Linked DNA regions of Homo sapiens: region 1 is linked to region 2. Evidence: read pairs that join two places in POLR2A ChIA-PET (ENCODE). Cell type or tissue: OCI-LY7. All regions are shown on one strand. Each heading gives the region's core, and the rest is flanking DNA. Links, peaks and the distances in the headings are about the cores only. Region 1 holds the start of FLJ42393 (a long non-coding RNA gene). Region 2 has its middle 77 kb from the start of LPP-AS2.

The links. ChIA-PET counts read pairs that join two places held together with the same protein. Peaks named below come from ENCODE experiments on the same cell type or tissue, not always from the same donor. Only the 100,000 strongest peaks of a DNase experiment are listed, where the experiment ranks them.
Region 1: POLR2A ChIA-PET joins it to region 2 with 6 read pairs; 2 of 35 experiments call an interaction of 5 or more read pairs at or near these places.

What each region holds. Positions count from the first base shown.
Region 1 is chr3:188,171,049-188,182,891 of GRCh38, forward strand. The region is part of intron 1 of LPP (LIM domain containing preferred translocation partner in lipoma); the gene reads left to right. It overlaps FLJ42393 (a long non-coding RNA gene), which reads left to right and starts at 7,495. Exons shown (of 1, transcript NR_024413.1): 1 at 7,495-9,760. RefSeq lists an enhancer at 8,259-8,871. In OCI-LY7, for the core only: no CTCF peak of the experiment used is centred there; DNase peaks (open chromatin) are centred at 8,423 and 8,723; H3K4me3 peaks cover 653 bases; H3K27ac peaks cover 808 bases.
Region 2 is chr3:188,068,690-188,085,922 of GRCh38, forward strand. No RefSeq gene overlaps it. Among named protein-coding and RNA genes, the nearest start is that of LPP-AS2, 77 kb to the right of the region's middle. In OCI-LY7, for the core only: no CTCF peak of the experiment used is centred there; no DNase peak of the experiment used is centred there.

The sequences.
Region 1 (11,843 bases), core at 6,417-11,416, 100 kb after region 2:
TGTATTTCTCATTCCATTTTGGGCTTGAATTTTTCTGAGTCTGAGTCTCAGTTTATCTGTGTATGAAACGTTAGGGTTACGCTATGTGTACTCTCAGGGCCTTTTAACTAGAAAATGTTGAATTTGAATGTTTACTAAGTCAACACAAGCTGCAGTCACCCTGGATTGCTTGATCCTCCATGTACTTTTGAGCCTGGCAGTATGAGGAAACTCCTGCAGTGAGCATAGTTCATGCCTACACAAAGTAGGCATTCCATGAATATTGGTTCTCTTCCATCCTGACTGCTTCTGGATTCATTTTCTTTTTATTGCCATTGCTTTTTAGTCACCCAAGCTTATCTCTTTCTTGTCTACACCCTCAATGCTGTAAATCTTCCTTTCTCATTCTCCATCTGGATAGCTTCCTCTCTCCTCACCTTTTTCCCTTCAGGCTATGCCTATGGATGCTGTCCACTCTGAAACCTCCCAAAGACAAATGATTGCAATGGAGGCACAGATTGCCGGGTGGTGGTCCTGGCCAGCTACAAATCTTTCCAAGAGATTAGCACCATTTCTTTATGGAATCATATTGTTGTTCCATGAGTGAGACCAAGTCTTATCCTCAAGGATCCCATAATGGAGGTGAGATGCTTTCTTTTTGACACTTAGTGGAAACAACAGTCCATGAGGTATATTATCAATTGGAAAGGTGGGGTTTTTGCTTTCTAGGATTGGGCAATGCACTACTAGGTTCTCAGCGTGGATTCTTGAGTATCTAGGAAAACTGGTCATGTGGAAAGCTTAAGCTTATTTTGCAGGCCTTGAAAAGACAGCCTGCATGTTTCATTTCACTCTCTACCCGAACTGACACTTCAGGGATGAAAATGTCAGCAGACAGCCAGCAAGTAGCCGACTAGAGGGCATGATGTGGGCTGGTGGTGCAACTCTTCAAGGATGATATGCCAGAGAGGGCAGAACACAGTTAGGACAAGGCCAAGGATGTCATTCCCATGTGGAGAGGCCATTGGTAACCTCGGCGAGGTTTGGTTCTTCTCCAGTAGAGATTTTCAGAAGCTAAGAATTCACCTTGAGAGTCCTTTTTGCTTCCTCTTCTTTTGTATTAAACAAACTACTCACCTCTCAGTCTTTGCCTTTAGTCCTTTGGCTATTCCTGGTTAGATAGGCCCAATTCCAGAAGCATCTGGAAAACTCTGCTCTAAGTATGTAGTGCTTAAGGGCCAGAGCTCTGGAGCTACACTGCCTGGATTTGCATTCTGGCCTGCCAAAAATACCTCAACTTGTTGCTCAGTATTTTTAGGCCTCTGTTGCCTCATCCATAAAATAATAATAAGAAAATTACTTATCTTGTTGTGAGGATTAAATGAGTTAATACATATAAAGCCCTTAGAACAGAGCCTGACATGTGATAAGTGCCCATTAAATATTAGCCACTGTTATTATGTGTTACCCTTATTAAGTCACAAAATGGCGATTTGGAAAAGATAATAGAGATTATCTAAATGATTGTGTTTTTTTTGTTATTGTTGTCTTTTTAAATAAACTTTTAATTTTGGAGTAATTTTAGGTTGATAGAAAAGTAAAAATTGTACAGGGAATTTTCATATACTACTCACCCACTTGTCCTCATTTTTGATGTCTTACATTACTATGGAACGTTTGTCAAAACTAAGAAACTGATGTTGGTACATTACTGTGAACTAAACTCCAAACTATTTAGATTTCACCAGCTTTTCCACTAAGTTCCTCTTTCTGTTCCAAGATCTAGTCCAGGATACCCAGTTTAGGATCATTTTAAAACTTTCATCTTCTTTAATATTTATTTACTTATTTTTTTGAGACAAGGTCTTGCTCTGTCCCCTAGGCTGGGGTCCCCCACTTGTGTGATCATAGCTCACTGCAGCTTTGACCTTCTGGGTTCAAGCAATCCTCCCACCTCAGCCTCTGGGGTAGCTGGGACAACAGGTGCATGCCACCACACCCAGATAAATTTTTGTATTTTTTGTAGCGACAGGGTCTCACTGTGTTGCCCAGGCTGGTTTCAAACCCTTGGGCTCTAGCCATCCTCCTGCCTCAGCCTTTTAAACTGCTGGGATTACAGGTGTAAGCCACCACGCCTGGCCCATATTCCTTAATATTTAGAGAAGGATTCCTTATAGAAAAGCCTATTACAGGTCAGGCGCGGTGGCTCATGCCTGTAATCCCAGCACTTTGGGAGGCTGAGGCAGGCAGATCACCTGAGGTCAGGAGTTCGAGGCCAGCGTGGCTAACATGGAGAAAGCCCATCTCTATTTAAAAAAATACAAAAATTAGCCGGGTGTGGTGGCTCACGCCTGTAGTACCAGCTACTCAGGAGGCTGAGGAAGGAAAATCACTTGAACCTGAGAGGCAGAGGTTGCAGTGAGCTGAGATTGTGCCATTGTACTCCAGCCTGGGCAACAGAGTGACTCCGTCTCAAAAAAAACAAAAACAAAAAAAACAAACAAAAAAAACCAACCTGGGCAGCAGAGTGACTCCATCTCAAAAAAAAAGTAAGAAAGAAAAGCCTACTATGACGTATAATGTTGTAATCATGTAATCTGGAGCAGCTGCGGATGAAGTCGAGCAGGATGGGACCCACCTTTTTTTCTTCCCCTGATTTATCTCCCTGAAGGGCTCCAGCAAAGCAGGGCTTAAAAGTCACTGCATTGAGTCTCCTTGTTCTTAGGGGAAGAGACTGAGGCCCCCAAAAGTGAAGTGACAATGCTGGGAGAAGCTGGAAGCCCAGAGAAGATCAGAAAAGGATCTTCAAGATACCTTGATCCTGTCCTTGTTGAATAAATGAGTGAGCAACTATCGGGGACTCCCAAAAATTAGGGTTTGGATCCAGGCTCCTCCACCTTTCCCCTCATTTTTCCTTATCTGTAAAGTGGGTTCACTGATCAGTAATGTCTCATAGGACTTAACCCTCACAAAATGCCACAGTTTTACCCTGTGAAAGTTAAGCAAACCGTTGTGCCCACTTTTAGCACAGCCTGGAACGTAGTAGGTTCTCAATCAATGTTTGAAAAAGAAGCCTTGAAAATCAGGAAATTCTCCCCTTAGAACTTATTTCAAGAAGATTGGGACAAGCTGGTGCAAAACAAAGAAGAGTTATTCATGAGGAAATCTGTGACACTCAGGAATGGAACCAGTGTTTGAGTATCTGATAAGCAGGATATACTGTCTGTTTTTATTCTTGGAGGCTTTTATCATACAATACTACATTATGTTACAGTCTGACTTTCACACAAATTGGATCCCAAAACTTCTTACAGGAATTAAAAATACAAACTCGTGGGCAGTATGTGTTTTATAAATTACAGAAAACAGTAGTGTAAAGACATGGCATAGCAAGTGCAGCGAAGCGTGCGCAGGCATTGATACCCGAGGAACGCACGCATGAGGCAGCAGGGAAGGCACAGCATGCTGGGTGAGGCAGCAGGTGCACAGTTCTGTCCCTGGAGCCTGGAGAGATGGGGGAGGAGGGACATCTCTAGCTGGGAGGCTGGGTGAAGGAGCTGAACCCTGGAGACATAAATACCCTGTATATCTTCCTTATCCTGCCATTTATGGTCTTATTGAAGGGGGCCAGCTGACTTCTGAAACCTCATCTCCATTGCTTTCCCTCACTCTTGTCTTTGTTGCAGCACTTTCTGCATTTGGATTACCCTGCCCTGCCATCATTACCTGTTTGAATCCAATTGATCTTCAAGGTCCAGCATATTAATACCACCTCTTCCATGAAGCATGCCTTGATTTCTGCCCATCCCCCCTAAGCAGGAAATCATCACTTCCTCTTATGGTTCCATGGCCCTTTGTCTGTACTGCTTGCATGGCACTGATCACTTCTTACCTTCTCTTGTAGTTATCAATATGCTCGTCTTATTTTGGGCTTTTACTTCTTTAGGACCTTCTCGTCTGCCTGGAACTTGGCAAACAGTGAACATTTGTTGGATGGATGGACAGGTTTGACACTGCTGACACTAGACTCAAATTTAGTTTCTTTAGAGTAGAATTTTATTTTATTTTATATTTTTTGAGTCAGAGTCTCGCTCTGTCGCTCAGCCTGGAGTGCAGTCGTGGGTTCTTGGCTCACTGCAACTCCACCTCCTGGGTTCAGGCGATTCTCCTACCTCAGCCTCCCAAGTAGCTGGGATTACAGGTGCCTCCCACCATGCCTGGCTAGTTTTCTTTGTATTTTTAGTAGAGATGACATTTTGCCATGTTGCCCAGGCTGGTGTGAAACCCCTGACCTCAAGTGAGCCGCCTGCTTGGCCTCCCAAAGTGCTGGGATTACAGGCGTGAGCCACCACGCCCCACCTAGAGTAGAATTTTAACTTGCTTATCTTTACATCTCCCATGCTGGCACTGAGAAGGTGCACATTCATTCATTTCACAATAAAGTTTCAGGCACTATTTCAGCAGTAAACAGTCCATTTGTTGATAGTTAACACAGAGAAAATAGTACTCATTGGGATGTGTTTTTATACTTGTAAGGTCGATCTGGATTTGTTTGTTTGTTTTGATATGTAAGGACCAAGAAAGAAAAGGTTTGCTAATCTACGAGTATTTCTGGTGTAGAATGCAAATGCTCTCTTATTCCTTCAACTGGCTTTATACTAAAAAGAGATCACTGGGCTCAGAAAGGTCCTATTTTTCAGATAATACAGCAGTTCCTTACTGACTTGCCTCAGGAGTAAACTCCTTTTCCAATTTTTAAAAGGATAGTACCAGGATGCCACTGTGCTCATAGTTGGGCTTTTTTGTACATGTTAATTTTTTTTTTTTTAAATATAGTGACAGAATGCATACCACTGAGGTGGTAAATGGAAAAAATAAGTGCAGTGGAGTATACTGTCTGTTTCTTGGGGCCTTTTCTATTAATCACAGGAGGAAGCATCAGACATGACCAGATGAGAGAGCCAGATGACCCAAGTTCATGCCAGATCAAAATCAGAATGGCAAAATTGGGAGGAGTTGATGCTGTTGAATTGAGAAAGCATAAGGTTCTCAGAGTGATAGAGCTGGAAGGATCATAAAGGTCATCTAGTCTAATGGTTCTCAAACTCGAAGGAACATTAGGGTCATCCTGGAGAGTTTACTGGGCCCCGTCTCAGAGGTTCTGATGCTGTAAATCAGGCGGGACCCCTGAATTTTCATTTCTAAGAAGCTCACAGGTGCTACTAATGTTGAAGAGAACCTATGATCTAGTTCAACTTCTGGGATTTCTTGCTTTCTTTCTTTTGTAAAAAAAATAAATAAATAAATTTAAAAAAGAGTTTTTGAAGATGGGGAAATGAGGCCTGGAAATAGAAAAGATTTGCCTAGAGTCACACACACTGTCAGGTCAGGTAGAGTCAAAATCAGGCACCCCGACTCACAGACTGCTTCACATTGCCATCAGAGATTGTCCTGCAACAATATTATGTTTAGTTCTACTGCAGAATGATAACTGGATCTTACCCCCTTTGCCTGATCTGGCCACAAACTTGTTTTTCAGGTCTTTCCATTAGGCTCTCTTCAGCTAATTAAAAAAAAAAAAATCAGTTAACCCACATTTATTGACCAGTGCTGTGTGTTCACAACTGTATTTAGACTAGTGGTATAGCAGTGCAGTAGTCTGAAAACATTTTCTCATCTGTAAACAAAGACAGTCATACCTCCTAGGACTGCAAGAAGTCACTGAACATATACCTGGCCCTTAGTGTACACATTACTAAAGAGAATAAGATGTGGTCTGCACCCTCTCATGCACCAGTGGCTTCTTGAGCAGTATGATAGAGAGAGACAGCTGAGATTTAGTGGAAAAACACAAGGCTTAGAATTGGGAGAGCTGGGTTCAAGCCCCAGCTTTGCCACTAAATGGCTGTGTAGTCTTGAACAAGTCACCTGCCCTCTCTGAGCTATAATTTGAAATAGACTTAGCTTAAGCAACAGGAAAGCAGTAATGAGCTAGAGGAAGGATAGAAATTGGGAAGAAGTATAAATCTGCTTAGGAGATGGCAAGTTTGGGGCTGAGGTGGAATTGATCTGAGGGAGAGACCTGGTAGAAAGAGCTAGGCAGTATGAGGCTGAGTGTCTGAAGGGGTAGCAGGCCTGGGGGTGGTCCAGTGATGGTTGAATGGGTGGGCCAGCCCAGCGAGGGGATCGCCTGCAATCCAGTAGAGATGCCCTCATTTTCATGGCAGGGTCCCCCTGTGCCAGTAGACAGACCCAGGCCTGGGAAGGAGGGCTGGTTGAAGTGAGATGGATACCAGTCTTGGAGCATGGTTGGAGAATCTGTCCAGGGTGATGGCATCTGTTTTGGATTGGGGCCTTGAGGCACATTTTCAGTTCTGCTCCCTGGACCAGCATAGGAGGGTGGCAGACAGTACAGTGATTTGAATACAGGATTGATCCTGCCACCTTGATTTCTGCCTTTATTTAGCGGCAAAGACACTAGATCAGAAAAGTACTGGATGTGATTGCTGTAGTCTTTCATGATTGATTTAGGAGCTGGGAGAGGCCTGGCTAGGAGTTGGAGGATCCCTGGGAAGATGAAGATTAGGTCTTACGTGAGCCTCAGCCCTCTCCTCTGTAAAATGGGAGTAATGATGGTAATTATGCTGATGTTACCTATTCTGACTGGAGTAAGGATTAAAGTACTTGTCTGGAGGAAGGCACTTCATGGTTAAAACATGAAAAGAGAAGTGCACAGTGTTTTTATTACAGGGAAACACCAAAGAGCTGGAAAGGAATGAGGGCTGGAGAGATGGAGCTGCCCTGAGGACTCTGGGAGGTCATCCTGGGGGCAGAACTTTGACAGTTGCTGCCCGAGGTGGGACAGGGATGCTGGGAAGATGTGACGATGTGCATAAGTGTGTCATGTTCAAGATGGTTCTAAGCCCTGGCCAATTCCATACATGCTCTTTTCCTTTCTCATCCATAGAGGTTTTGGCAAAGGCATACTTGGGAGTGTTGATATAGCTGACACTGCAGCACCCTCAGTTTACAGGTGTGAGAAGAGTGAGGCTCCCACAGTCTCACTTGGACAGGTAGTCAGGGCTCTGATGGAGCTCCTGGAGTTTCTAGGTTCTCTGTCACTTGATAGTCAGTGCTGGGAGGGACCTCAGGGAATCAGCCAATTTCACAGATGGGGAGAGTGAGGCAGGTTGGGAATTCTGGCCCCAGTGGAGGGCACCACATGCCCACAGGGAAATGTCTTTCCCAGCCCCCTCCTCATGCTTCTCCTCTTTTCTGTCTGGAAGTCCTAGTTCTCCTCCTCACGCTGAGACCCAGGTAGGGTGATTGTCCATGTTTCTTCATTTATCTGTTTTTTTTCTGTTGCCCAGGGACTACTCTAAGCACCATGCTGGTTGCTGACTGTTCGCTTTTGCAAGATCTTGGAATCTCTGTTTGTTCACATCACAACTCAAGAGGATACGTTCTCATTCTCCCAATGTTTGTCTTCTGCCCATTGCATCAAATTGCTCTTCCTTGTTTGGAATTAAACTTCTAGCAATCATTTACCTTTATGGTTCTCTTAACTTCAGGTCACACTGTTGTTTAGTCAATGTGAGAATCTTTCAGATGTTCTGCACTTTGCAAAAGGATATTCACAGCCAATGTGTGCGGCAGTGAAGGACACTTGTTGATTCCTTATTTATTGTCTGCTGTTCCAGGGACCGGGGACTAGAGGTGAATAAAGCCTTGTTTGGGCTGTCTAGGATGTTGTGATCGACACAGGAAACAGACATGAAAGCCAAATTGGCGCAGTGGGTGAAGTATTGTAATACTGGTCTCTGTTTATGATATATGGAAGAAGTTTCCTAGTAGCAGGGTGGGTGAGAGAGTCCATCATCATTGCAGATTGGTGCCTCTGTGGACATGCAGGTATATTAGGCCAGAGGTGGGGAGTGGGAGAGAGAGGGAGAGAGAGAGCACGACAAAGAGAGAGAGAGAGAGTGAGCAAGAGAGAGGGAGGGAGAGAGACAGAGAGAGAGAGAGAGAGAGAGAGAGAGTGAGCAAGAGAGAGGGAGGGAGAGAGACAGAGAGAGAGAGAGAGAGAGAGGTTTTGAGAGCATTGATATGGGGTCTACATATTCCCCCCGGCCCCCATTCCCTATTATCATAGAAGCATGCTGCCCTCCAAGGCTTTTGAATTTGCCACCGTGAAGAGCATGCATGGAATCTTCGGCTGTGGCCTTGCATTGCCCCCTGTCTTCGCAGCGGAGCTTCTTTATCTGACCCGTGCATGTGCCTCTGATGAGCAGCCCTTCATCACAGCTCTGCGGCCTCCTCCTAGGCCCCCGCCTTCAGCTCTCCAGTTCATTTCCCGCCTTGTTCCCATTGCCACCTGCGGGCTTGGAGGGCCACCTGACATTCTGTCCTTTGGGTCCCCTGTGACTCCAGAGCTCCTTCCCTTCTGGGGCGCCCACATCTGCGACACGCTTGTTTGCCCAGTGCATTTTCTACACTTAGAGTTCCTCTCGTGCTCTCATATTTCCATTTAAAGCCCTCTCGAGAGGTCTGTCTCCTGCCAGCAGCATTCCTTCTAGTTTACTAGAACTCCATTTCTCATCCTGCCAGGAATCCAGCCGTGGAGTGAGCTTCAGCAAGCCTCTCTGCAGTCTCTTGTCTGCTCCAAAACTGTGGCCTCTGGTTGTGAGAAATGGGCATCCTGAGTCAGTGAGAGCAGTAGTTAGCTTGCAGCAGCTTCCCCTCTCCCCCTGAGTGAGCCTTTCTTCCTCTTCCTCCTCTTTCATTCAGCCTCATCCTGCCTTGGGTCCATTTGACAGATAATGGCACCTTGAGGCCTTGTCTTTTGCATGGCATCTGTGCCTGACTGGTCAGAAATTACTTGTGAAGCAACATAGGGGGTTGTTGGTTGGGTCCACTTTTAGGATGAAGTCAGAAGGGATCGTGAGTGATGCTTGGCCAATAAGAATGTATTGATTTGATTTACTAATTAATTTCATTTCCAGACACCAATATATGCATAGCCTTGTTTGAAGAAAATTAAGGAGAACCATTTTGTAAATGGCAATGAGTGTAAGACACTTAACTATCTTCCTGCTCTCCCTGGCGTGGGCTTCCGCGCTCCCTGACTCTGCTTTTATTTAAGGTGTCTGGGAAGGCATTTGTCCTTCGGCTTCCCAGCTGGCTTCTTGCCTTCTCACTCACTGCCTCCCGTAGCCTGTGGGCAGAATCCCTCACCGTGCCCACCTTGCCCTGCTCTCGTCTGACCTCACCTCTGTTTCCAGGATTTGCTATGGCTGTCCCCTGCCAGTCATGCTCTGTGCTTGCTACTCTGAGTGTGTCCCTGGTCCCACTCTCTTGCAGCCTCTGTGTCTTAGCACATGCTGCCCTGATGGCCCAAGGGCCCTTCCCCTTTGTTTCTGTCTGGGGAATGTTCTGTCTCCTCTTTCTTGAACCTCCTTATATTCCCTCAAGAAGACTTAAGGCAAAAACAAACCTGAACTTACTATGTGTGGTATTTTTGTGTTATAAGTGTAGGACCTAGTCATAGTAACACATTTCAAAAATATGGAACCGTATAAAGAAAATGAGCATCACTCATAAATCACTATTTAGACACAAGCATTGTTTACGTTTCTAATATTCTTTCTTTAGTGGTGCTTTTCATGATTTTATGTGCATTTGCATTTTACTGACTAAATATTACTATATAAACATTTTCATATCTTGCCACTTCACCTAACAATACAGCACAAGCAGCTTCTCATGGCATTAAGAATTGTTTGTACATGTAATTTTGAATGGCTGTATGCTGTTTCATCTTAAGAATATACCATAATTCTAATTTTTCATCATTATAAATAGCACTGTGACGAACATCCTTCTTAACAAAATTCTTTGTCTGCACCTATGATTATTTTCTAAGGTAGATTATTAGAATTTGAAATGCCTTGCACAAAGGACAGTAACTTTTTCACCCTTAGTTTCAGAGAGAACATGTTGTCTCTGGAGAAACACAGAAACATGAAAAAGCACAAAGAAGAAAATAGGCCTGGCACGGTGGCTCATGCCTGTAATCTCAGCACTTTTGGAGGCCGAGGTGGGCGGATCACGAGGTCAGGGATTCGAGACCAGCCTGGCCAATATGGTGAAACCCCGTCTCTACTAAAAATACAAAAACTAGCTGGACTTGGTAGCGCATGCCTGTAATCCCAGCTACTCAGGAGGCTGAGACAGGAGAATTGCTTGAATCCGGGAGGCAGAGGTTGCAGTGAGCTGAGATTGTATCACTGCACTCCAGCCTGGGTGACAAAGTGAAATTCCGTCTCAAAAAAAAAAAAAAAAAAGAAGAAGAAAATAAAAACCACCTGCAGTCATTTGCAACAGCCAGTGTGAAATTTGCTACATAATTGTATCTGTGTATCTATCTTTCTACCCTACAGGTTGCCAAACATTTTCTGTAAAGGACTGGGTAGTAAATATTTTAGGCCTTGCAGGCCATACATGGTCTCTGTCTCCTCCTCCTCTTGTTTCCGCTGCTGCTTCAAGATTCTTTTAACTATAGAAAAATTATTTCTCGCTAGTAAGCTGTATAAATATCAGTTTTCCCACCTGGTTCTAGCCTCAAAAGTGGAGCAATTCTGTACATACTTTGAAAGCAATGTTTAAAAATTTATTTAATTTAATTAATTAAAAAATTAATTGGTTACTTTTTAGAGACAGGGTCACTCTCTGTTGCTCAGGCTGGAGCACAGTGGCATGAGCATAGCTCACTGCAGCCTTGGAAATCCTGGGCTCAATCAATTCTTCTGCCTCAGCCTCCCAAGTAGTTGGGACTACAGGTGCACGCCACTGCACCTGGCCATGTACATACTGTTTTGTAATTGTTCTCTTCCACAATTTAACTACTTCATCAGCGTCCTCATAGTTTTCTGTTTTAGGCAACCCAGATATAATTACTGGCTTTCTGCTGGGATGCCCACAGCACTTTGGCCAGATCTCTGATATAGAATTTAAGGCACATTTTATTGCGAGTATTTGCTGAGATGTCTCTTTCTTAAGTCTAACTCCTCGTGAGTCTTTCCAGCCTCAGCACATTTCCTGAGTGGTGCTTAATAGATGCTCAGCAAATCTGTGTGGAACGATTGCCTTAGGCTGCAAGTTTATCCCTTCACAATGCCTACATTTAGATTGCAACTCCAGGCTTGCTCCTTGGGCCAGCAGCATCAGTATCACTTAGCACTTGTTACCAGTGGAGACTCTCGGTCTCACCCCAGAATCTATGTCTTTAGGTGTTGCTGAAAGTTTGAGAAGCATTACTGTAGAGCTCACCTCTGCTATATTCATCATGTACTTATTTATAGTCATCCCTACCTCGTTCTTTTCATTGGTCGGAACTTCCTGTGACTAGACCATGGGTATTCCTTAATTGACTGACACAATTTGTTTCACATACAGCACCAGCTGCCATCTGGCCTAGTGAGACCTATGTGGCTGCCATTGTTTTTGGCTGGGAGTGGTTGTGATAGATAGAGGAGGGAGCAAATATTTAATTAGCACCTGCTATGTGCCAAGTCCTGTGCCCAGCTCTTTACACACATTCTTCCAAGGGTGAGACATGATGGTGTTTGCTGAAGGGAACATAGGGATCTTTAAGTCCAGTGATTTTTAACCAGCTAAAGAATTGAATATATATATATAACATATGCACATAATATATATACATATATGTACATATATTATATATGTGCATATATAATATATGTACATATACAATATATGCACATATATAATATATGTACATATAATATACATACACACACATGCCCAGCCCTTACTCCAGTCTAGAATCAAAATCTCTGAGAAGT
Region 2 (17,233 bases), core at 5,959-10,958:
TGAGTGAATACAATATATCCAAGGGGAAAAATACTTTCTCTAACAGTGGAAGTTAGAAAATTTTTTTCTCCTCCTAACTTCCATTTCTCACACCTTGTTCATCACTAACCTCGAGGAATTTTTAAGCCCATATATATTAAACCTAGTGGATCTAACCATGCTTTCACCATTGCAGCATGTTATAAATATGTCTTTCTCTCCTTACCCTAAACCCATTCTTTGAGGATTTGGTACAGATATTTAGAATACACCTTAAGAGACAAGTTAATTGCCTCTCTAGTCCTCAATATTCCTATCTTTATTTATTTATATTTATTTATTTGAGACAGAGTCTCACTGTCCCCCAGGCTGGAGCGCAGTGACAAAATTTTGGCTCACTGCAACCTCTGCCTCTGGGATTCAAGCAATTCTCCTGCCTCAGTCTCCTGAATAGCTGAGACTACAGGTGCATGCCACCATGCCTAGCTAATTTTTGTACTTTTAGTAGAGACAGGGTTTCGCCATGTTGTCAGGCTGGTCTCGAACTCCTGACCTCAAGCGATCTACCCGCCTCAGTTCCGAAAGTGCTGGGATTACAGGTGTGAGCCACCACACCTGGCTGATATTTCTGTCTTTAAAATGAAGAGTCAGACAGTTGCTCTCCATGATCGCTTCCAGCTTTAATACTCCAGGATCCCATGACTGAAGAAGACACAGATTGGGTCAGTTTTGATGACACAGGCAGTCTCTCTAAGCATGAGAGTTGTCAGATAACAGTAGAATCTGGCAACCACCATCCCTGCTCTAGGCTCCATGCCTCAGGGGCCCCAGCTCTGGCCTTCCCCATTGGGTAGGAGTCTATGGGGCCACATGAATGTGTGCTCCTGGAACCCATCTCCCCCTTTCCTACCAAAACCTGGGTGTTTGGGCCCCTGAAATTGCCTATGCAAATGGCCCAAAGCCTGCTTCCGGGTGCTTGTTCACCTCTCCCCTGGTTCCTCATCCCCAGAGCAGATCACAGACCCAGGGGCCACAGCCCTAGGACAAGAGGGTGGTCCAGGGGTAGGAAATGTGATTGATGTTCTGCTTCCAAATCTTGCCCTTCCCTGCCATCAGAACACTTGGGTGGAAATGTCTGAGAAGGATTTGTCTTTAGGGGGTGCCTACACCCATCAATGCTAGGCCGCCAATGGTATATAGCATAACCAGGAATGGGCAAGGGTATGTCCAGTAGCCTACATTTGTACTTGTACCTGGCCTGCAAATGCTGGAGTAGGGGCTGACAGATATAAGACAAGAGGCTAGGAAAGATCCTCACTAACGGTGGTAGAGGGTGGAACAGGAAGCAGGTAACTGGCTATGGGCTTCCTAAGAAGGAACTGTCTAACTGGGAAGTTTGCTTGATGGCCCCACAGGCAAACCCAGGCTCTTTCACAAGCTGGCCTCAGGTCTCATCTCTGAAGGAATTTAATTTTACATTTAAATTTGAGTCTTAGTACCTCTTAGGCTTGCTTCAGAACGAATGGTTTCCTTGTAATTGATACCTTAACTATTTCTTAAAATAAACAAAAAACCTAGCAAAGACGTAGAATAAAAGCACCAGATGGTTAAACATATAGATCTGGCAGTGTATGCAAGAAAGGAAGTGATCATGTCAGGAACCTCAGATATGTTTGTTACTAAATGTAAGAATAAAATAGCACCAACCCCCCTGACTGCCATGGCAAAAACAGAAAAGTGATGAATTGCCCGGCTTTGATTATGTGATCAAAAGTGTCATTATCCATTCTTCAGAGGAGACAACCTTCTTCTACTGGGCAGAAGATCTGAGGAAGAGTTTTATCACCTGAATCCTTATATGAGGGATACAAAGTCACATAAAGGACCAGATCTTCAACACTGATCTTTCAGGCAATGGGGAAACATTCTACATATAACAAATTATTATACTGACACTTAAATAAAAGCTGAGAACACGATATTTTTTTAAAAGTTGGCCAGGTGTGGTGGCTCACGCGTGTAATCCCAGCACTTTGGGAGGCCAAGAGGAGTGGATCACCTGAAGTCAGGAGTTCGAGACCAGCCTGGCCAACATGGTGAAACCCTGTCTCTACTAAAAATACAAAAATTAGCTGGGCAAGGTGGTGGGTGCCTATAATCCCAGCTACAGGAGGCTGAGGCAGGAGAATCGCTTGAATCTGGGAGGCAGAGGTTGCAGTGAGCCAAGATCATACCACTGTTCTCAAGCCTGGGTGACAGAGCGAGACTCTGTCTCAAAAAAAAAAAAAGTTGTGCAGTCATTGCCACAAGAACCTGAGCTAATATCATCTAAATAACCAAAATTGATGCCAGAACATAATTTAGAAGCATCAAAGGAATGGACGATTTAGTCAAACACTTCTCACACGTCTCTACCCAGTCATCTTAATGGTACCCCATGGAAGAGGGAAGTGAAATTGTATCCTGTAGAATCTGGAGGCAGAAAATCCATCACTCTTCCTCTACCCTTCAAGCAAGGTGAAACTGAAAAGTTTTCTTTTTAAAAGGTATTCACTTTTAGCATACTACTTTATAAAAATATATGTTTATCTTATGATAAAGTTGATTTCCTTAAAATCTTTCCTGAAGTTGATATCCCAGAAATGCTATAGCTTTGGGTGTGCCTGGTACTATCAAGTAACCCAAATATTTGTAAAAATATGGCTTAGATAGTCTCTTACTTATTCTTTAAAACAAACTGATGGGACAGGTGTTAGCCATTTTTATGAATAGAGAATTTGAAGAATAGACAGATCAAGTAATTTTCCTAACAGCACGTGAGACTAAAGTATGTAATGCTTGAATGAAGCCCAGATTTCCTAACTGCAAGGCCAGTCCTTCTTTTTTTTGTTTGTTTGTTTTTTGTTTTTGTTTTTGTTTTTTTTGCTTCTATAGTATTAATTTTATCATTTATCAAAGAATGAAGGAGTGAGTTGGGTGGTCCAATGAAAGTCTCTGGAGTAGCATTACTGAGGCGCAATACCTACTGAGCCTATGATGCACCAGGTTAATTAAAACCACTGCACCAGGCTTCCAATATCCCCACATTCTTGACCCTGACATCCATAAATGTCGAATGTATTGGCAGATTCCTCCATAGGATGAGCCACACATACTTAACATTTTTCTCTATAATCAGTTTATATACATCATCAACTGCACATGCCTGGAGAAGGAAAGAGGATTCTCCTTTCCCAGGGCTCCCCAGCAAATGTCTCAAATTGTTGTAACAGTGATGGTGAACTTCCCTTCTCCTTGAGGCAAATAATGGGTCCTGAAAGCTGCATGAGGCAATGAGCAGGCTGGAAAGCTAAGTCTGGTGACAGGGGTCCTGGTCCTGACTCTCACTGGAAGGTTGTGGGAAAACCATTTAACCCACTGGTGCAGGGTGTGCCGGGGTATGATAACAAGAGCTGCCTTCAGCCACTTTCCGAAGAAGATGGTGAGAAATAGTGAGATAATGTCTGGGAAGCACTTGAACTGCTGAGAAGCAGGAGGCTGCATAAGCACAAGGTGTTGTTACTTCCAAGCCCGCATCAGCCAGGGACATCACAGTTAAGGTTCCTACAGAAACTCCCTCACTCCCTCCACATGAAAGAACTGGCCAATCCTTCACCTTCTCATCCAGTTGAATTTCCCAAGCTTTGGAGGATTTGTAGGAAGTCAATCATCTGGTTAGAGATAATGAGTGCTGTTGAAGTGAAAACTTAGATCTTAAAATCACAGACCCTCAGAGCTAAAAAGGATATCAGCAATCTAGCTTATATTTCTTGTTTAGAGAAGAGAAAGCTGAGTCCAGAAGGTTTCATATATAACACACGTTCCCTGAAGGCCTTCTAGGCACTAGATAGGTGCTAGGATAAGAAGATGACTAGTGTCTGGCCTCTGACTTCACAGAACTCTGCTTAGTGGGGGAAACAGGCACATTCACAATTTGTGCACAATGTGATACGGGTGTTATTGCAAAGTGCCACCAGGACTACCACAAAAACAGAGCTTAAGCTGTCCTGTAGCTGCGTGTCCCTGTGCAAATCACTTCAACACTTTGAAGCTCAGACAAATGGAAGCAGGAGAAATTACATCAACTTCTATCATTTTTATCATGTTTGACAGCTCCCCAGCAATTTCATAATCACTGGCTGACTTGATTCTTAAAAGAAAACAAGGAAGGAAACACTAAGACTCTCTCCACACTACAGAGGCAAAACCTAAGGCTTTGAGAGATGGAGTCCCAGGCGCATGGCCCTGATCTCACTCTCGAATGTGACATCTGGAAAAAAATCAGGAAGGTAAGTGGACTCTGGTCCTCAATAGCCTGTCTCTCTATAGGTGAACATCAGTGATACCTAATTTACTGCTAGCATTCATGTTCTACCAATCTGTAAATCCCTCAAAGGGTTGAAGGCTACCTAGTATTGGGTCAGTTCTTGATAAGTATTTGTTATAATCAGAAAACTCTGAAAGAAGCCAGCATTTTTTCCTCCAAACTCAGATACTAATAAGACATTCATTAATTGAAATGACTTAATATGTTTTAGTAAGATCTTGTGTTACATTTTAATACTTTAAATTATACAAATAGAATATGAATATATTCTTACTGTAAAAACTGTAAATACCTAAAAGCAAGCATCCTCTTGTCTGCTCCAATCTTGACCTCAATCTCTGCCCTATTCCCCACTAACTCCAAACCCTCTCATCCTTCTTCCCCTCCCCACCTCCACTGTTATTAGTTTGGCATATCATTTTAGACCATTACTCTATGCAATTAATTTATGTGCATATAGAAATATTGCAGTTTGTTTTTTATGTAAATGGCCTATTGCTGTATATATTGTTCTACAATTTAAAAATTTAACAAGCAGTAGAGACCTAACAGTGTTGGTGTCCCTGAGTGGGGCCTCCTGTTCCACGGTGTCACTAGATCACAGTTAAGCCACTCACCTATGAAGGGAAATTTAGGTGGTCTCCATTTTTTTTGTTTATTATAAACAAAGCTGCAATGAACACTTTTTATGCCCTTCCTTAGAAACAACCCCTAAAATGCCATTTTTTTTTTTTTTTTTTGAGACAGAGTTTCACTCTTGTCGCCCAGGCTAGAGTGCAGTGGCACGATCTCAGCTCACTGCAACCTCCGCCTCCTGGGTGCAAGCAATTCTCCTGCCTCAGCCTTCCAAGTAGCTGGGGCTGCAGAGGCCCACCACTACGCCCAGCTAATTTTGTATTTTTAGTAGAGATGGGGTTTCACCATGTTGGTCAGGTTTGTCTCGAACTCCTGACCTCAGGTGATCTGCACACCTCGGCCTCCCAAAGTGCTGGGATTAGAGGCGTGAGCCACCATGACCTGCCAAAATGCCATTATTTTTTATTCTAAAAGATAATTGCCAAATTTGACTCCAAATATATTGTATCAATTTTCAGACCCACCAACAACATATGAGAGGATCTTTTCTTATGACCTAGTTAAAATTTGATTTCATTGATCCTTTTAAATCTTTTACCAGTCTGATAGTAAAAAGAATTTGGATTGTTAATGTTAATTTGCCTTTTGAATATGATGTTTCCTTTTAAGGAAAATAATAGAAAGTATTGACACGTCTCCAGGGAGACCACAATATGCTGGAAAGATTAAGGTCTCTGGGGTCGAAGGGCCTGGGATGATTTTTCAGATCTACTACTGACAACATGGCCTCTGGCAAGTTGCTCACCTCTCCCAGCCTCACTCTCCTGTCTGTAGAATGGAGACAGGCGGCACTCTGCCTTCATACAGATTGTGCAGTAGTTGTCATGAAAATGCTTCTTAAATGGTGCAAGTAGCTCTTACCTGACTTTTAGAAGATGATATACTGAGGCCGGGTGTGGTGGCTGACACCTGAAATTCCAGAACTTTGGGAGGCCAAGGCAGATAGATCACTTCAAGTCAGGAGTTCGAGACTAGCCTGGCCAACATGGCAAAACCTCATCCCTATTAAAAATACAAGAATTATCCTGGTGTGGTGGTGTGCACCTGTAATCCCAGCTACTCTGGAGGCTGAGGCAGGAGAATCGCTTGAACCGGGGAGGCAGACGTTGTAGTGAGCTGAGATTGCACCACCACACTCCATCCAGCCTGGGCAACGGCGGGGTGGGGGGTGGGGTCTGATGGGGGATGGGGGAGACTCTGTCTCAAAAAAAATTATACAAATAAAAATAAGAAGATGTTAAATTGGTGCTCATTGAGGGCTTACATATTCTCAAGCACCAAGCAACGTCCTTACGTAGCTACAATGGCCTATGTCTTATGTTGGAATATGTTTAATCAGAATTTCTTAGCAATCTGAAAGATTAGGCCTTTGAGTTTTTTTTAGTTTGCTTGATTTTGTCTTTGTTTATTTACATGTCTCATTTTTTATTTAATAGAAGCAAATGCAGAACAAGGCCTGGATTAGCTGATCAACAGTGGGATGGTGTGTTTCCTAAAGCCCAGGATCTCCACCTCACCCAGGGAAATGTTGCAGTCTTTTCTGAGTTTATTTCTACTATAAGAATTGCACTATCATATTTGCTAGAGGTCAAAGCATTTCCTACTTTGGGAAGATGGAAAATTTGATAAACCTAATACACAATGAAACTAATTATCAGACACAGAAGCCCAGAGGGGTGCAGAGAACATTTTTCACGCTTTGGCCCTAGAGCCCCATTTCCCCTTTCTAGAAGCATCTCACTCTCAGTCCACGAGGTCTGAGTGGGACCTGTCCCCAGCCCTGGGGTGGAATGCATGGCTCAGGCCTACATCAGTTAGTGCACTGCAGTCACCAGCCCCCGTGATTGGCTCACAAGAGGGCATGTGATAGAAGAAGCCTCATCAGAGCGAACCTTAGGGTTTTTGCAGAGAAGGCTGGGACAGAGAACTTTCCTACTTCCCCCACTGCACATTATCCTAAAGGACTTCACCCTGGAAACTTATGGAGGTCTTCTTGAGAGAAAAGAGAATGTTAGAATGGAGGTAACATAAAGGAAGAAGAGCTAAAAGATGGAGAGAGCAAAACCAGATCCCAAGAACACAGCCAAAGCCAGATGTCCTCCTGGCATCTCAGTTGTACAAGCTAATCTGTTGTCTCCCACATTCCCAACCATGTGAACTTTTTTTTTTTTTTTGGCTGAGTCTGATCTATCACTTGCGACAACTGGCACTAGTGGGGCCCCATGCACACGCACACAACCACACTCAATATTTCTTTCCACATGCGGAAAGCAGGATGGTGTCACAGCAGAAGCCCAGGCCTGGAAGGCAAGAGATCTAGGTCTGTCTGTGGCTTTGTCTCTTTGACATTCAACTTCTTCAGCTATAAGGTGGCTGGGGAAGGGGGAGGTTGGACAAATAAGCTCAAGATGCCTTCCTGCTCTGACACTCTCTGAATCTGTCAACCTGAACGTCTTGGTGCTCCTGGGGCCATTGAGATTGCTGGATCCTGATTCTTTGAAGCATTTCATTCATTATGGTAAAGAAGGGTTTAAGTGGCCACCAACAGAGAGACGTGAAGTACATGAAACAATTAGGTTCTCTGTATCTCCAGCAGAATTGGCCCCAGAAGAGGGTCAGGCTTTGCAAAGACACAGAACATTTTTCCCGCTGGGCTCCTTGGGAAAAGGTCTCAGCATTATGGAGGGTGTCTCTGGCTATTCACAGCTTGCCAGTGGGAACAGCCAAGAAGGAGAAGAGGTCACATGGCCAGGCCTGCTGCCGGCACAGAGTGTTCTGTGCAGCTGATGGCTGGGCAGGGATGAGGTTTGCCCGATCCCCTGCTGAGGCTTCCTATGAAAGGTAGGCCTGAGAGTTGCCAAAACATATTCTGCAACAGGGTCTATGAAGGTCACCATAAAGCAGGATTCAGACTCCATATTAGTTGGTTATCTCTTCTATACAGAATGTTATGCCAAGCATTTCTATATATATTCCTTTTGTTTGTTTGTTTTTGTTTTTGTTTTGAGAGGGAGTCTTGCTCTGTCGCCCAGGCTGGAGTGCAGTGGCGTGATCTCAGCTGACTGCAAGCTCCACCTCCCGGGTTCATGCCATTCTCCCACCTTAGCCTCCGGAGTAGCTGGGACTACAGGCACCCGCCACCATGCCCTGCTAATTTTGTTTTTGTATTTTTAGTAGAGACGGGGTTTCACCATGTTAGCCAGGATGGACTCGATCTCCTGACCTCGTAATCCACCGGCCTCGGCCTCCCAAAGTGCTGGGATTACAGGCATGAGCCACCATACCGGGCCTGCATTGTGTATTTAAACCTCACAACAACCTGGTTGTCCCCTAATATCACTTCCAGCTTATAGGTGTAGAAACCATAGCTCAATGAGCTGAAGTTGCAGTAATTTACCCATGGTCACACAGTAACAGAACCACAGTTAATTTCCCTAAAAGAAGACAAGATAAGGGCTTGCATGGTGATCTTGCCATGCCATGAACAGGAGCTGCAAACACAGGGATCAAAACATGTGCTCCAGTCGCTTCTCACAGCTGCTTTGGTAAACACTCTGAGACAGTGTGTGTCACTTTCTTGACTGGACTGTGAGTTCTTGGACATCAGGGCCCTGCATGATCCAATTATATGTGTCTCCCACAGTTCCTTGCACAAAACAGGAATGTGAAAAGCAGTTTCTCTCTGGCCAACCACTGACCCCAGAGAAGGATTGGCCCCAACCAAAGGTCAGCAACTGGATGTACTTCGGGGCCAAGCAGGCAGTGGAAACACAAGAAATACCCAGCAAAGTATGAGACAGAAGTGCGTGGTGGAAGACTAAAGGAACAAAATGTACGGGACTGGCCTAAGTCATTCAGGTCAAAAAGTTTCAGAAGGAGTGTACAGCCAAAGAAACGAAAACAAAAACAAAACCAGGAAGACCGAATGGGGCCCCAGAGCATCAGCTTACAGCCCTCACTATGACTCCACCCCGACCATTTAGTTTGATGTGGAATTGACAGGTATCCCTCCCACACTGTAACTCCAGTCTTCCAAGATGGAGACCATGGCTGAGACACTTTATGTCTGGTTCTCATTTAACGCAGCATGTGGCACAGAGTAGATATTTAGTAAATGTTTGCCAAATAAGCTCTTAAAATTAAATTTTTCCAAACTGGTATAAGCCTCGCGACGACAAAGATGTGTGAGGAAAGCTACTGACTTAGTTTCCACTGACTTAGTTTTTCTAGTTTCACTGGAAACCAGAATGTTGATTGTGTTGTTTGGATGGAGAACCACCCATAGCAAGTGTCTGTATGTATCATAATACCTAGAGGATCTTTTGGATAACTGGTTGGCCTCCATACTCTAAAATAAGAAATATATACAGCTCTTAATTCTGTAAGATATCTAATCAATCACTGATTCACTCAACAGGGATGACACTGAGATGATAATGGTGAGAAAAAAACAGATGTAACTGCCTTTCCTTGTGGAACTTATGGTCTAGTAATCAGCTAATCACATAAATAAATGCAAAATCATAGTACAACAAGTGCTCAGAAGCATATAGCACTTTAAGAGGCCTGGTTTGGGAGGATCAAGGAAGTAATGCATGTGTTGGCTAAAGAGGAGAAAAACCAGCAGATTCAAGTCCCCTGTGGAAAAAGTAGACTTTTCCCTGTGGAAAAGCAAAGAAGAGGATGTGTAAGGCCGACGTGGCCAAGCCCTGGAGGAAGTGAGCATATGGTTTAAGAGGCTGATAGAGGTCAGACCATTCCCAGTTTGTAGGCTTTGGAAAGAATCCTTGTCTTTGTCCTAAGAGCAATGCGGTGTATCTACTCTGCTAGAGAAAAAGAATAGTCGAATAATGCTATAGTTCTCCCTTCCTCTAACCTGCACTCTTTACACAGGCTTTTATGTTGCTGCCCACCTTCTCTCTATGTGGGATGTGGCAAGGGAAACATGTTTTAAACTCTTGAAGATGTAAAAGTTATTTCCTTCTTAGAGTCTGAGCTGCAAATGGCATTTCTCTCTTAGTGTACCACGACATTGCCACAGAAACACCATTAGATACCCCTCTGGGAGCAGAAGCTCAGAGCCCTACCATTAGTTACTTTATGTCCAGTATCACATCAGCCAGCAGTTTCTCATCTTTTGGATTAAGCAGACCACATTTTAACCTAAAAAATATAGGTGTCCCAATTAATACTACTTATCCTTTAGAAATTCTGATACAAAACCTTTCACATAGCACTAAAATAAGAGGAATACTTAGGTATAAACCTAACAAAATATGTACATGATCTATATGTGGAAAACTGTAAAACCCTGATGAAAGAAATCAAAGAGCTAAATAAATGTACATGGCTAGAAAAACTCAATATTGTCAACATGTCAGTTCTTCTCAAATTAATCTATAAATTCAACCCAATCCCAGTTAAAATCGTAGCAAGTTACTTTGTGGATATCAACAAACCGATTTTAAAGTTTATGTGGAAAGGCCAAAGGCTTCAGAGCAGCCAATACAAGCTTAAAGAAGAACAAATTTGGAGGATTGACACTATCTTAACTGAAAGACTTACTATAAGGTTACAGTAATCAAGACAGTAGGACTGGCAAAAGAATAGGAAAAAAAATCAACAGAACAGAATATAGAGCCCAGAAATAGACCCACACATGAAAAATCAACTGATCTTTGACAAAAGAGCAAAGGCAATTCAATGCAGAAACAATAGTCATATCAACAAATGGTGCCAGAACAACTGGACATCTACATGCAAGAAAGTGAATCTAGACATAGAACTTACACCTTTCACAAAATATCAATTCAAAATGGGTCATAGACCTAAGTGCAAAACACAAAACTATAAAACTCTTAGAAGATAACATAAGAGAAAATCTTGATGACGTTGAGGTTGATGATGATTTCCTAGAAACAATGCCAAAAACACAGCCTATAAAAGAAAGAATTGTTAAGTTACACTTTATTAAAACTAAAAACTTCTACTCTGTGAAAGGCACTATTAAAAGAATAAAGAAACAAATCACAGACTGGGAGAAAATATTTGCAAAACACATATCTGGTAAAGGACGGTTATTCAAAATATACAAAGAACAGTTAGAACTCCAGAATAAGGAAACAAACAATGCAATTTAAAAATGGGCAAAATATCTGAACATTCACCTCACCAAAGAAGATATACTGATGGAAAATATGTATTTATAAGATGTTGCACATCATACATCATTGGGGAATTACAAATTAAAATAACAAAGACATATTAGCACCTACCTATTAGAATAAAGATAACTCAAGAAACTGACAACCAAACGCTGATGAGGATGTGGAGCAATAGTAACTCTTATTCTCTGTTAGTGGGAATGCAAAATGAAATAGACACTTTGAAAGACAGCTTGGCAGTTTCTTACAAAATTAAATATACTCTTACCATACAATCCACCAATCACATTCCTTGGTATTTAATCAAATGAGTTGAAAACTTATGTCCATACGAAAACCTGCATATGGATGTTTACAGCAGTCTTATTCATAATTACTAAAACTTGGAAGCAACCAAGATGTCCTTCTATAGGAGAATGGATAAACAAATTGTGGTATATCTATACAGTGGAATATTATTTAGCAATAAAAAATGAGCTAGCAATCCATGAAAAAATATGGAGGAAACGTACATGCATACCACTAATTTTTTTAAAGCCAATCTGAAAATGCTACATTCTGCATGATACTGTCTATATTACATTCTGGAAAAGGCAAAACTATGAAAGCACTAAAAATATCAGGTGTTCAGGGGAGAGAGGAAGGGATAAATTGGTGGAGTACAGGGGACTTTTAAGGCAGTGAAACTATTCTGTGTCTATAATAGTGGATGCTATAATGGTGGGTACATGTCATTACACATTTATCAAAACCTGTAGAATATTCAACACAAAGAGTAAACCATAATGTAAACTATAGACTTGAATTAATAACACTGCAACAATATTGACTCATCAACTGTAACAAATATACCACATTAATCCAAAAAGTTAATAATAGGGGAGGCTGGGGAGAGAGGTAGGACAAGGAAGTGTATGAGAAATCTATACTTTCTGCTCAATTTTTCTGTAAAACTAAAATTGCTCAAAAAATAAAGTATGTTAATTAAAAATTCTAATGATTGATAAAATATATGGTGACAAAAACTGTGGTTTTAGTGACATAGTTTTAAAAATTGTATTTGATTTATCACAACAGTATCCGCAATACACTTGAGAAAACAAGTATATATGAGTAAAATATGTCTATTTTTTGCAGTCTCTAGACAACCTTGAGCGCATATATGGAGCTCTTACAAACTCCACAGACCTGAAAGAATACAGTTTAGGAATCATTGCTGAAGGCTTCATAGACTTCTCTTGATTTAATGAATGAAACATCTCCTTAGAAGATCGGGAGTATACTAGCAGCAGGTCAGTGTTGCTGGTGTCAAATCTCTCTTTCTTGACGCCAGGGGACTCTAATACCTTTCTCACTGCAGAGAAGGGAGGACAAAATGAGAGGTTTTATGTAAAAGCATCTTACAGAGTGCCTAGTACACTGTAGCTGCTCAGTAAATATTAACCAAATCTGAATCCGGTGTTGTAAAGGAGATCAATTATCAGGTGCCGGATTGGACTGACTGACATCCAATGTCTCCCCCTGGGATCTGTGACTCATGCCCCACCCCCTTTTAATGCTTTGGAAACTCATTTTTGTTATGAGCTCAAAGCTTTGTCAACATAAGACTGAGTATGGGAAATAGCTGCAAATAGCAGGAGAAATTTTAGGTGACACCCTATCTCACCCACTTTCCTGTTCTCCCTCATATCTCATTTTCTCATGTGCACCTAAAATCTGAGACTCAAAGGAAAAACTTCAGTGGAATTCAATACATCTCAGTGTTTAAGAAGAAAGTAAAATTTGTCCTCCATAGTGATATAGTAGCAGAAAAATTATAGAAAGACACTCCAAAATTACAGTGTTCTGGAGGAATAAAATAGATGCCTCTTATAGATAACAAAGCTCTCATTGCATTTATTCACTGGCAGTATTTATTCATTTAGCTCCAACTGTGTGTGAGGCACTGACAATGCTGGGTATGGGGCTGGCTGGCACTATTTGATAAAAATGTCCTTTCCATCCTGATCCTTGTAACCTTGAGTACATAGGGATCCAACCATTCCCATCTGCTCTACTGTGGTCCGGGAGCCTCTGCCTCCCCCATTTGTTGGGCAAATCACCAATCCTACCTTTGTAATGGTGAAAGGCCGAGAAACAAAGCTCCATGAGAAAATATTTTAAAACTGGGGAGTTTTAATCAGTCATAAGAAAACCCAGCAAAGACATAATCCTTTATTTTGCAAATCTGAAGGACTATTATAGGGAAGGGGGTTTTCATAACTTTTTGGTGTAGAATCAAGAACAAGAATTACAAATCAGTTCTGGAAGCTGCTGGGAAACTGATGTCATCTCAGCCAAAGGGAGGATTTTTTAACAGTGAGATGTTTCCAGATATGAAACAGACTCTGTCAGTAGCTGGTGAGTTCCCCATTATTGCAGATGTTCAGAGGTCAGATGGTCAACAGACAAGAGTTTGTAGATGAGAATATTTCAGCAAACTTGGAAACAGGGACACTGATCTTTATGACTTTACTTTCACTACAAATCTGTGTCTATGAGCATTGGCTGTATCCATTGACGTCTGCATTACGGATCAGACCTCACAGCTGTGTCTATACATCATTTAGAGTTTGCAAAGTGATTTTCTTTACATGTTCTCATTAACTCCTCAGGACAACCTTTTGAGAAAAATAGTTCAATGATCATTATCCTATTTTATAGTTGAAAAATCTAAGAATAGAAAAGAAGGAAAATCAATGATAAAGCCAAAGGAAATGACCAATCTATGACGGGGCTTCACTCTTCCCACCAGGGAGTCAGAGACCAAGAATATTCATCATATTTTTAGAATGAAGAGATAAAAAATATCATATTCCAGAAAGGGGAGATAAGTTTTTCAAGGGAGTAAAAAGCTGTCACTAACATCCAAGATGAGCATGATGTTTTCTTTGTAGCTCAAAGAGCAGGAATTTGTGAGTCTTTGAAATCAACAAACTTACTACTAATGGGTCAGTGTCTTCTCACTCACAGAAGTCTCCTGAGTGAGATCAGGGTGAGCATTGACCAGGTGTGAGGAAGACAAGCCATTGCTTGCAAAATGGGAAAAAAAATCCAGGAGAGAGAGTGTGTCAGTCTAGGGATAATGTTGAACAGAGAACATCCCAGAGGGTGACCAGAAAATCAAGGACCACTTGTCTCTTTCCATAAGAATTTTTTGCATCTGGAAATGAGGTACAGTGATCCCTCAAAGAAGGTACAGATTGAGCAAACAGAGAACTTCTAAAGGCTGATGAAGGGATTAAGTCTTCTTTAATGATCATGTTGTGTTTGTCTCCAAGGTCTTTCATCTGTAGATCTCAGAAGGTTTTGCAAACATCAATTAAATGTTACTACATTCCTTTGGAGTAAATATTATTACATGCATTTGGCAGATAAGAAAACAGAATCTAAGAGGCTTGCCTAGGGGCTACCCTGCAAGATTCTAGGAGGCCAATCATCTCAAACATGAGCTGCGCAGAGCTCTGGGCCTCACAAGGAAGAAAAGACTGAGAATCTGAGAGTGTTATTTCCAGGCTCTGAGAAAGAAAGATTGCTGAAGGAATGTTCTCTACACTGGTCCACAAGTTTCTGGAGAATTGGGGAGGGCTTTTGCCTTATCAAAAAGATTGAGTCCCAAAATCACAGGACCCAGAGATTAGACTTCATGAATCACTCCTCAGTCCCCTAGTTAGATGTCATCTCTCCTCTTCCAAGCTGTCAAAAGCCATTGTTGTAATTTCTCTTATATTCTACCTTGGGTTATAATTATTTGTGTTGGTGTCTGGTTTTTTTCATGAGCCTTCAAACAAGATTTACACTGTCCATTATGTTTGGAATAGAATAAAACATCATAAAAATGTGTTTTGAATTTGAAGTAGAGTTTGTGGGGGGAAAAGCAGTAGACAACTTCTGTAAGGTGCAAGGACCAAAGTTGATAATTTTGTCCTACCCAGAGACAACAATAAGGCCATCCTAGAACTCATATTTGAAGGTCAATAAAGGCACTTCTGGGTTTTCCTAACTGCCAAAATCTCAATTTTTACACTAAATAGTAAAGTTCAGTTGGGATATCCAAGCCTGGTTAAAATTTAGTAAAGGAGTCTCATAGAAAGCCACATGGGTAAGTATATTTTGTAATAACAGATCTTTATATGAGCATCATATCTTATAACTTTACAAAGCATTTTTACAAGCACTTTCAAATTTGATCCTATTAAGACACCATGAGGTGGGCAATAGAGACGTTATTATCTCATTTTATTGATGAGTTTCATCAAGGTTAAGTGACCTGCCCTGGGTCACATAGCTATCAAATAAGAGAAATGAAGCAGAAATCAAGAAATGTGGAGGAAGAGAAGAATGACCATTCTCTATATTCCATAACCTCCTTTCCGTTTCCAGCCTTCCAGAACTGGACTGTTCCTTGTGCTTTCTTCTTTGTCCGGTTCTGTTGCTTGCAACTGATGCACCAGTGGCGAACCCAGCAGAGTTCACACTAAACCTCTTTTGGTCTTGCTGAGTCCTCATCACCCTGTGGCAGTACCTGTTCAGCTAGAAATGCAGAGCTCACCTGAACCCAATTTGACTTTCAAGGAAGAATTTAGTGGCAGGTGCAATTTTGCTAGTTTACAAACCCACTTCGAGTGAGACAGAAAAGAAGAAGATCCCCATAAAAGCTGTCATTTGAAAACCCATTTTCAAATGCAGTTGTCCAAGCCCAAGGTGGAGAGATGGGAGACTTTTTGATTCCAGCTCCAGTGCCACCAACCAATTACGGACCTCTGTTGTCATTCCCCAGATATTTAATGAGCACGTAGTACATGTTGAATATTGTGCTAGGTGCCAAGGACACAGAAATGAATAAAATTTGTTTCCTGTTCTGAAATAAACAAGATAGACAAGCAAGCAGATAAAAACATTACAATGTAATTTGTGCTTTATGGAGTTGAAACACTGCAGTAGGAACCAGCAGAGGAGGTATCTAGTCTGAGAAGTCTTCCTGGAGCCAAAGAGTATTTCAAGAGCGGGGCCTTCTGAGCGCAGGGCTCTGATCAGTTGCATGATCTGCTCACTCATGAAACTGCTCTTGCCTACAAACTTCCTCTGTGTTGCCCTGTTTCTCTCTTGAGGGGAGCACCAACACAAGTGGGTACAACAGGGTGGTGCAGAAATTGAGACATTCTGAGACTTAGCAGTGACCTGCAGCTGCCAGCCAGGAAAACCCATGAGGCAGGATAACAGCTGAGTGAGGCGGCGACCAGCCACTGCTGGAAGAGGTACTAGGGGCAGGGACAAGCTGAAGCTCCGGACTGCCAGTGACTGCAAGAGCTGCAGTGGGCCTCCACGTGGTGGGAGGGAGTGATTGTTTTCAGAACAGCAGCAAACTTTTCCCAAAGGCCCAAGGCCCAGCTTCAGTAAAGCTGTAAAGAGGCTTTACTCACTTCTAATTTCTCCATTACGTTCAATTCCCATAACCAGAGGTAAACAGCATTTCTTGCAAAGTGGGTACTACTAATCCAAATATATAAAGATGCTTTCCATACTTCTAAAACATCACGCTTTATGCAAGGGAAACTTTTAGCTGAAAGACTCCACTGGCAGCAAAAACAAAGACAAAATTAGTCCTGCAGGTGGGTGAGGATGTGGGCATGGGCTACACTCTCAACAGTGCCATCTGCAGCTTTCAGTGACTCCCCCAAAATCACCATCATTGCACCCTCAAGCCTCTACCTGCTTCTCGGACACTGCCTCTACTAAAACAGGAAGCATTGGCTACTTGACATTTGCATGGCAATAATTCGGAGGCTGGCCAATTCACTCTCTGTTATTCCACAGTGAGCTTTCCAAGCCAAGCCTTTGGACCAATCAGCTTTATATTTTTCAATTCGTTAGCATGCCATGAAGAACTACAGATTAAACATCAACAATCTTTCCCCCCTCCTTAATAACCCTAATATTCTAGCTATCTATGAAGATAATTAACCTTCTTAAAGAAAAGTGCCCTAGGAAGCTTACCTTGACACAACAGACAATTATCTTTGTTTAATCGCTTTCTTTAAAAAAATTC